2 separate regions of the Homo sapiens genome follow, and region 1 is linked to region 2. Evidence: read pairs that join two places in POLR2A ChIA-PET (ENCODE). Cell type or tissue: K562. All regions are shown on one strand. Links, peaks and the distances in the headings refer to the core of each region. The heading gives the core; the rest is flanking DNA.

The links. ChIA-PET counts read pairs that join two places held together with the same protein. Peaks named below come from ENCODE experiments on the same cell type or tissue, not always from the same donor. Only the 100,000 strongest peaks of a DNase experiment are listed, where the experiment ranks them.
Region 1: POLR2A ChIA-PET joins it to region 2 with 11 read pairs; 1 of 35 experiments calls an interaction of 5 or more read pairs at or near these places.

The regions. Positions count from the first base shown.
Region 1 is chr19:58,388,592-58,392,981 of GRCh38, forward strand. RPS5 (ribosomal protein S5) reads left to right here. Exons shown (of 6, transcript NM_001009.4): 3 at 4,385-4,390. Among named protein-coding and RNA genes, the nearest start is that of MIR10394, 2.6 kb to the right of the region's middle. In K562, for the core only: no CTCF peak of the experiment used is centred there; no DNase peak of the experiment used is centred there; H3K4me3 peaks cover 393 bases.
Region 2 is chr19:57,270,828-57,275,217 of GRCh38, forward strand. All of the region lies in intron 2 of ZNF460-AS1 (ZNF460 antisense RNA 1), which reads right to left. Among named protein-coding and RNA genes, the nearest start is that of ZNF460-AS1, 7.3 kb to the right of the region's middle. RefSeq lists silencers at 1,136-1,195, 2,234-2,528. In K562, for the core only: no CTCF peak of the experiment used is centred there; a DNase peak (open chromatin) is centred at 2,354.

The DNA.
Region 1 (4,390 bases), core at 150-4,149, 1.1 Mb after region 2:
CAATTGAATGGCCTTGGCCACTTGTCATAAATCAGCTGGCCGTAGTTTTTTTTTTTTTTTTTTTTTTTTGAGACGGAGTCTCACTCTGTTCCCTGGGCTGGAGTGCAGTGACGCGATCTGCCTACCGGGTTCACACCATTCTCCTGCCTCAGCCTCCTGAGTAGCTGGGACTACAGGTGCCCGCCACTGCACCTGGCTGATTTTTTTTTTTTTATTTTTAGTAGAGACAGGGTTTCACCGAGTTAGCCAGGATGGTCTCGATCTCCTGACCTCGTGATCCGCCCGTCTCGGCCTCCCAAAGTGCTGGGATTACAGGCGTGAGCCACCGCGCCCGGCCCAGATGTATGGGTTTCATTACAGACTTTCAGTTATATTCCACTGGTCTATATGTCTGTCTCTATGCCAGTACCACACTTTCTTGCTTTGTATTAAGTTTTGCAATTGGGAAGTGTGAGTTGTCCTACTTTGTTCCTACTCCGTACGGTTTTACACATACCCTTTTTTTCCCCTCCCCATGAAGGCATCATTAAGAATTTTGTGGGCCTTAAGAACTTTAGCTTTTGTGAGCCCTTCCTCCATTAAAAGAAAGTGTTTGAAATTATATTTTGTGACTGCATTGATATAAAGATGAATATAACTTGGGTTGCACTTTATTCACTTTCCTCCTCTTTTTTTTTAATCATTAAAGTTTTATCTTTGAGATAAGATCACTCTCTGTCACCCAGGCTGGAGTGCAGTGGTGTGATCACAGTTCACTGCAGCCTCAATACACCTGGGCTCAGGGGATCTTCCTGTCTTAGACTCCAACTAGCTGGGACCAAAGATGCATGCCACCAAACCTGCTACCTTTTGTTTTATAAAGAATGAAAACTTTTTTGTTGTCTGTAAAGATGTCAGGGGACTTAGGCACTATGCCTAATGGATAATTCAGCCTTGTTTTTCACTCTGAATATCTTGTAGATCTTGGCTTTTCTTTCCTTCAGGGGTTTATTTCGGGGGGTCCAAAAACATTTTAAATATTATTATTATTTTTTGTTTGTTTATTTATTTATTTATTTTTTTGAAACGGAGTTTCGCTCTTATTGCCCAGGCTGGAGTGCAATGGCACGATCTTAGCTCACCACAACCTCCGCCTCCCGGGTTCAAGCAATGCTCCCGCCTCAGCCTCCCAAGTAGCTGAGATTACAGGCGCACACCACCACGCCTGGCTAATTTTTGTATTTTTAGTAGAGACGGGGTTTCACCATGTTGGTTAGGCTGGTCTCGAACTCCTGACCTCATGATCTGCCCGGCCACATTTTAATTATTTATTTATTTTTTGAGACAGAGTTTCGTTCTTGTCGCCCAGTCTGGAGTGCAATGGTGCGATCTTGGCTCACTGCAACCTCTGCCTCCTGGGTTCAAGCGATTCTCCTGTCTCAGCCTCCCAAGTAGCGGGGATTACAGGCACATGCCACCGCACCCAGCTAATTTTTTTATTTTTAGTTGAGACAGGGTTTCATCATATTGGTCAGGCTGGTCTCTTAACTCCTGACTTCAGGTGATCAGCCTGCCTCAGCCTCCCAAAGTGCTGGGATTACAGGCATGAGCCACCACGCCTGGCGTTATTTATTTATTTGTGAGACAGAGTCTCTCTCTGCCTCCCAGGCTGGAGTGCAGTGGTGCGATCTCGGCTCACTGCAACCTCTGCCTCCCCAGGGTCATGCGACTTTCCTGCCTCAGCCTCCCGAAGTGCTGGGGTTATAGGCATGAGCCACTGCGCCCAGCCCACAAACATTTTCATTATAGGCCCAGATAATGTTTTAGACTTTGTGGGCCACACTGGCCACTGTTACTTTTTTTTTTTTTTTTTTTTTTTTTTTTTGAGATGGAGTCGCTCTGTCACCCAGGCTGGAGTGCAGTGGCACGATCTCGGCTCACTGCAACCTCCACCTCCTAGGTTCAGGTGATTTTCCTGCCTCAGCCTCCCTAGTAGCTGGAACTACAGGTGCATGCCACCACACCTGGCTAATTTTTGTCTTTTTAGTAGAGACAGGGTTTCACCATGTTGGCCAGGCTGGCCTTGAACTCCTTGATCTATTAAACGTTTGTTAAGTGCCTGTTCCACTAGGGAAATAAACATCAATGGGAGTTCACTGTATTTTAAACACCTGTGCAGGGCTCCACTGTTGGGCCAAACCCTTCCTGGGGAATTTGGTGTTTGCAATTTTTTGCTGCATAGTGAAAGCCCTGCGTGAATGCCCTTCACGAGACTGTGAGTTTTTTTTTTCTTGCAGCCAGACTATGAAATAGTACTGAGAGTTTCAGTGTCCTGTGTTCTTTTCCCATCATTCCTTGTATTTGTAGAAACAGGTATTTTGTGTATATTCTCAGAGGCAAGTGATAGAATGGCCTTGGGTACATTTTGTAATGGAACTATCAACAGCAGTCTCCTTCGAATGCACATAGCTCCTTTCTTCCCCTTTACATACTCAAGGTTAACTTTTTGGCATTTTTCTAGATTTTTGTGTGGGGATGGCTATGTAAGTATAAGAAGACTTGTTAAATGATTGTTTTAAAACTGTGGTTCTGGGCCGGGCGCCGTAATCCCAGCACTTTGGGAGACTGAGGCGGGCAGATCATCTGAGGTCAGGGGTTTGAGACCAGCCTGGCCAACATGGTGAAGCCCCGTCTCTACTAAAAATACAAAAATTAGCCTTGCATGGTGGCGTGCACCTGTTGTCCCAGCTACTTAGGAGGCTGATGCAGGAGAATCGCTTGAACCTGGGAGGTGGAGGTTGGGATGAGCTGAAATCATGCCATTGCACTCCAGCCTGGCCAACAAGAGCGAAACTCCATCTCAAAAAAAAAAAAAAAAAAAACTGGGCTGAGCATGGTGACGCATGTCTGTAATCCCAGCAACTTGGGAGGCTGAGGCAGGAGAATTGCTTCAACCCAGGAGGTGGAGGTTGCAGTGAGCCAAGATTGCAACGTTGCACTCCAGCCTGGGTGACAGAGTGAGACTCCATCTCAAAAACAAACAAACAAAAAACCCAAAAACAAAAAAGTTCTCAGCCAGGTGCAGTGGCTTATGCCTGTAATCCCATCACTTTGGGAGGCTGAGGCGGACGGATCACCTGAGGTCAAGAGTTCAAGACCAGCCTGGCCAACATGTCCAAACCCCAGCTCTACTAAAAATACAAAAATTAGCCTGGCATGGTGGCATGCACCTGTAGTCCCAGCTACTCAGGAAGCTGAGGCAGGAGAATTGCTTGAACCTGGGAGGCGGAGGTTTCAGTGAGCCAAGATTGCACCACTGCCCTCCAGCCTGGAAGGCAGTGAGACTCCATCTCAAAAAACAAAAAACCAAAAAACTGTGGTTCCTACTCTGGGGTGGTTGGTTTCCTGTCTTAGAGAACACTTAGCAATGCCTGGATACATTTTTAGATGTGAAAACTGACCGGGGTGGTGCCAGGCACTGTGGCTCATGCCTGTAATTTCAGCACTTTGGGAGCACAAGGCAGGCAGATCACTTGAGGTCAAGAGTTCGAGACCAGCCTGCTCAAAACAGTGAAACCCCTTTTCTATTAAAAGTACAAAAAATTTAGCTGGGCTTGGTGGCGCGTGCCTGTAATTCCAGCTACTCAGGAGGCTGAGGCAGGAGAATCACTTGAACCCAGGAGGCAGAAGTTGCAGTGAGCCGAGGTTGCGCCACTGCACTCCAGCCTGGGTGACAGCAAGACTCAGCCTCAAGGGGGGGAAAAAAAAAACTAGGCCAGGCGCAGTGGCTCATGCCTGTAATCCCAACACTTTGGGAGGCCAAGACAGGCGGATCACAAGGCCAGGAGTTCAAGACCAGCCTGGCCAACATAGTGAAACCTGTCTCTACTAAAAATACAAAAAAACTAGCTAGGCTTGGTGGCAGGCCCCTATAATCCTAGCTACTCGGGAGGTTGAGGCAGGAGAACCATTTGAACCTCGGAGTCGTAGGTTGCAGTGAGCTAAGATGGCACCACTGCACACCAGCCTGGGTGACAGTGAGAGACTCAAAAAAAAAAAAACTGAAGGGGTTGCCAGTGGCATACCAGATGGCTGTTAAACATCCTATAGTGTGCAGGACAGCCCCCCAGACAATTATCTGGTCCAAAATCTAGTCTCCTTAGATTCCCACTCTTCCATTACGAAGGAAGTGTACTTTTTAGCGACTTGGTAAAGTCACCTGTTCAGGGTTTTTTTCCTCATGGTGGATGGGGCTTACATCCAAGTCCCCTGTTGAGGCATACCAGGATCCCAGACAGCTGTTGGACTACCCCGAATGGGTACTTGATCTCTCCTCTGGTGTCTGGCCAACGCCCATGCTGCTCCTGACCATTTTCCCTTCATTTCCTGCTCCCTGCTGCCCCAGGATTAC
Region 2 (4,390 bases), core at 250-4,249:
TGTGTGTGTGTGTGTGTGTGTGTGTGTGTGGTATGTATGTGTCTCCATTGTGACTTTTTGTTTTTTTGTTTAGAAACAGGGTTTCGCTAGATAGCCCAGGCTGGTCTCAAACTCCTGGTCTCAAGCGATCCTCCTGTTTCAGTGTCCTGAGTAGCTAGGACTACAGGAACAAACCCACCAGGCCCAGCTCTGTATCTCCACTGTTTAGAGCAGAGCCTATCACAAGATAGTCAAGTACTTGTTGAGTTAATTAATTAAAAGTTAGTAAATATATAAAAATATATTTTCAAATGGTTATGAATGTCCTAAAGAAAAATAGAGCAGAGTAATATTGGGGTGAGGGACTACTTTAAAATTTTTATTATTGTTATTATTTTTTAAACAAACAGGTTCTCTCACTCTGTTGCCCGGGCTGGAATGCAGTGGCACAATCATGGCTCACTGCAGCCTAAACCGCCGTGGCTCAAGTGATCCTCCTCCCTCAGCCTCCCGAGTAGCCAGGACTATAGGTACCCACCACCACGCCTGGCTAATTTTTAAATTTTTCACAGAGACGGGGTCTCACTATGTTGCCCAGGCTGGTCTTGAACTCCTGGGCTCAAGTGTTCCTCCTACCTCGGCTTCTCCAAGTGTTGGGATTACAGGACCCCACACCTGGCCGGAGGAGCTACTTTAGATTAAGAGATCCGCACTTGAGCCCAGGAGTTTTGAGAGGAGCTGGGCAACACAGTGAGACCCCATCTCTACAAAAAATAAAAAAAAAATTAGTTGGGTGTGTTGGTGTGGGCTTGTGATCCCAGTTACTCAGGAGGCTGAGGTGAGAGGATCACATGAGCCTGGGAGGTGGAGGCTGCAGTGAGCTATGACCCTGCTACAGTACTGCAGCCTGGGTTACAGAGGAAGACCCCATCTCAAAAGAAAAAAAAAAGAGTAAGAGATCTGGAGAGGCCTCTATGAGAAGGGAATGGTTGATACAAGCTGAGACTCATTACCTGGACCACATGTCTACAATCCAGGTGGCACTGGCTCAACACTGTATCTTTTACATCATCTTGCAAAGTGCCTTCCCTCAGCTTCTCTAAGAAGTATTTGTAGAGTGAATGTTGAGTGGATTTTATAATAATGCTGTGAAATCCCCATGGTCTCCTGGCACCACTGTAGGACTGTTACTGTAGGACTGCGGGGTCACCCCTGGCTGTTAAGGCCATTTCCCTTTCTCTTCTCTCAGCAACCAGCCTATGGCTTCAGGGGAAACTTCCAGTTCAAGACTGAAAGTCATGGTTTTGGCCCTGAGATGTATTTCTGCTCCTGACTCCATGAGAACAAGACAGATTCTACAGGGAATGAAAGGAGAAGCTACAAGGAATGAAAGGAGAAGGAATGAAAGGAATGAAGGGAGAAGGAATGAAAGGAGAAGCTGACTGGAGCAAACACTAGTTATGAAAGGATTCCCTATGAAGTGAGACTTGAGATGAAGAGGAAGCAGCAGATTCCAGATGAATTTTAGGGTTGGAACCCATATATTACCTTCATAACCAGAGAGCCTGGTATTCTTGATTCTTCCACTATAGACCACTGATGTGGTTTGAGAAGAGAGTACAGAATGACACCACTTTCAACAATACCCAGAGGCATAAATTGCTCCAAAGCTTTTTATCAGGCTTGACCGAACACGGTGGCTCACACCTGTAGTCCCAGCACTTTGGGAGGCCAAGGCGGGTGGATCACATGAGGTCAGGAGTTCGAGACCAGCCTGGCCAACATGGTGAAACCCTGTCTCTACTAAAAACTACAAAAATGTAATCCCAGCTACTTGGGATGAGGCAGGAGAATAGCTTGAACCTAGGAGGCAGAGGTTGCAGTGAGCCGAGATCACGCCATTGCACTCCAGCCTGGGTGACAGAGCAAAACTCCGTCTCAAAAAAAAAAAAAAAAAAAATCAGGCTGTTTGGGTTCCCAAACTGTTTGATATTTGTTCTACCTCAGGTTGGCGTACCTCCACATGTTTCTTTCCAGGCTCTCTGCTTGTCCCCTCAGGCAGTATCTCTGGATCTGGGTTCTAAAGCTGGGAGTGGGAACAATGGCCCACTTCTGACATCCTGCTTTGAGGGTTGAGTGCTCAGTGGTAGCGGGTGGCCAGTGGTCTCATGTCTTTTCAGCTGCCCTGTCATGGTACACTACTACAGACTTTCAGTGGGGCAAGTGTGATGAATCCCCAGTGCTCAGCATCATGATGCCCAAGGAAGGGCCTTCATCTCACCAACACTGGATGGGTGGAGGAAGGGAGCTCCTGCCTCTGGGGCTGCACTCACTAGGGATTTAGCCTCAGCAAGTTTCTGGTGGCAAGATAAGAAATGCTGACATCCTACCCTGCTGGGAAGACAGCCCTCTGTATGGAAGCTGAGAGGGAGAGCCCTGTGTTCTTGTCTGCAACACTGTAGAGTACAGTTTCCATATCATTGAACTGGGAGGGCTGAAGGAAAGAGATAGTCTTGGTTCAAATACCACAGACTCTCGCAGTTCTTACAGAAGGACAGATTCTCTTGAATAAATATTTTTTCATTTGATGTATATCCTTAGGACTATCTCCAGAGACACGACTTTTTTTGTTTTCATTTTTGTTTTTAATAATTTTCAACAGTTTTGTTGGGGAATAGGCCCACAGAGCTCCTTATGCTGTCACGCCAGAAGTCTCTCCTTGCTTTTTTTGTTTTAAACTTTTTATTTTCTGACAATTTTAGCTGTAAAGAAGCAAAGATATTACAGAGTTCCTATATAACTTCATGCAGCTCCACCTCATGTTAATACTTCATAAGCCTATGACATATTTGTCAAAGCTAAGAAATTAACATGGTATACTACTACTACTACTAACTGAACTACACACTGTATTTGGATTTCACCAGTTTTTTTCCACTAATGTCCTCCAGTTGCAGGATCCAGTCCAGGACACCACATTTCAGTTAATCATCTCATCGCTTTAGTTTTCTCCCATCTGTGACAGCTGCTCTGTCTTTTCTTGTTTTTCATGATCTACATACTTCTGGAGTACTCATAATGCAATGTCCCTTAATTTGCATTTGTCTGGTATTTTTTCATTATTAGTCTAGAATTGTGGGTTAAGGGGAAGAACATCAGATTGGCAAAGTGTCCTCCTTGTATCATCATAGTAGGTGTTACGTGATGTCAAGATGACTAAAATGGACCAGGCACGGTGGCTTACGCCCTGTAATCCCAGGACTTTGGGAGGCCGAGGCGGGTGGATCACAAGGTCAAGAGATCCAGACCATCCTGGCCAACATGGTGAAACCCCGTCTCTACTAAAAATACAAAAATTAGCCGGGCGTGGTGGCGTGCAACTGTAGTCCCAGCTGCTCAAGAGGCTCAGGCAGGAGAATGGCTTGAACCTGGGAGGCGGAGGTTGCAGTGAGCTGAGATTGCGCCACTGCACTCCAGCCTGGGAGACAGAGCAAGACTCCATCTCAAAAAAAAAAAAAAAAAAGATGACTTAAGTGATGCTAACCTTGATCACTTGGTTAGGTACTTGTCTGCCAGGTTTCCCCTGTCAAGTTACTGTTTTCATTTTCCACAATTAGTCACTAAATCCAGCCAACTCAAGGGGAAGACCACAAAGCTCCACTGTCTGAAGGGGGCTGTTGGTATCTATGTATACTATTTGCAATTCTTCTTTAAGATTGGTTTCTTCTCCTTGTTTATTTATGGGTGAGCCTTATTAATTACTGGTTTTAATTTCTGAAAAATCAAGTAAGTGCTCACCTTAGCAATACATATATTAAAAATCAAATGTAAGTGCTTCTATGTGTGTTTTGTGAATCCCGTCTTATACAAATAAGGTAAGGGAGATACTAAGATTTGGAAATAGTTCGTCTCCACCAAAACTCATGTTGAAATTTGATTTCCAAGCTGGGCATGGTGGTGTGCACCTGTAGTCCCAGCTACCTGGGAGGCTGAGGCCGAAGGATCACTTGAGCCTAGGAGTTCACAGACAGCCTGGGAAACATAGTGAGACCCCATATGATATGGTTTGGCTGTGTCCCCACCCAAATCTCATCTTGAATTGTAACTCTCACAACTCTCATTTGTCATGGGAGGGATCGGTGGGGGGTGACTGAATTATGGGGCAGGGTCTTTCCTGCGCTGTTATGATAGTGAAGGAGTCTCACCAGATCTGATAGTTTTAAAAACAGGAGTTTCTGGCTGGGTGCGGTGGCTCACACCTATAATCCCAGCACTTTGGGAGGCTGAGGTGGGCGGATCACAAGGTCAGGAGATCAAGACCATCCTGGTTAACATGATGAAACCCCGTTTCTACTAAAAATACAAAACATTAGTGGGGCGTGGTGGCTCACGCCTGTAGTCCCAGCTACTC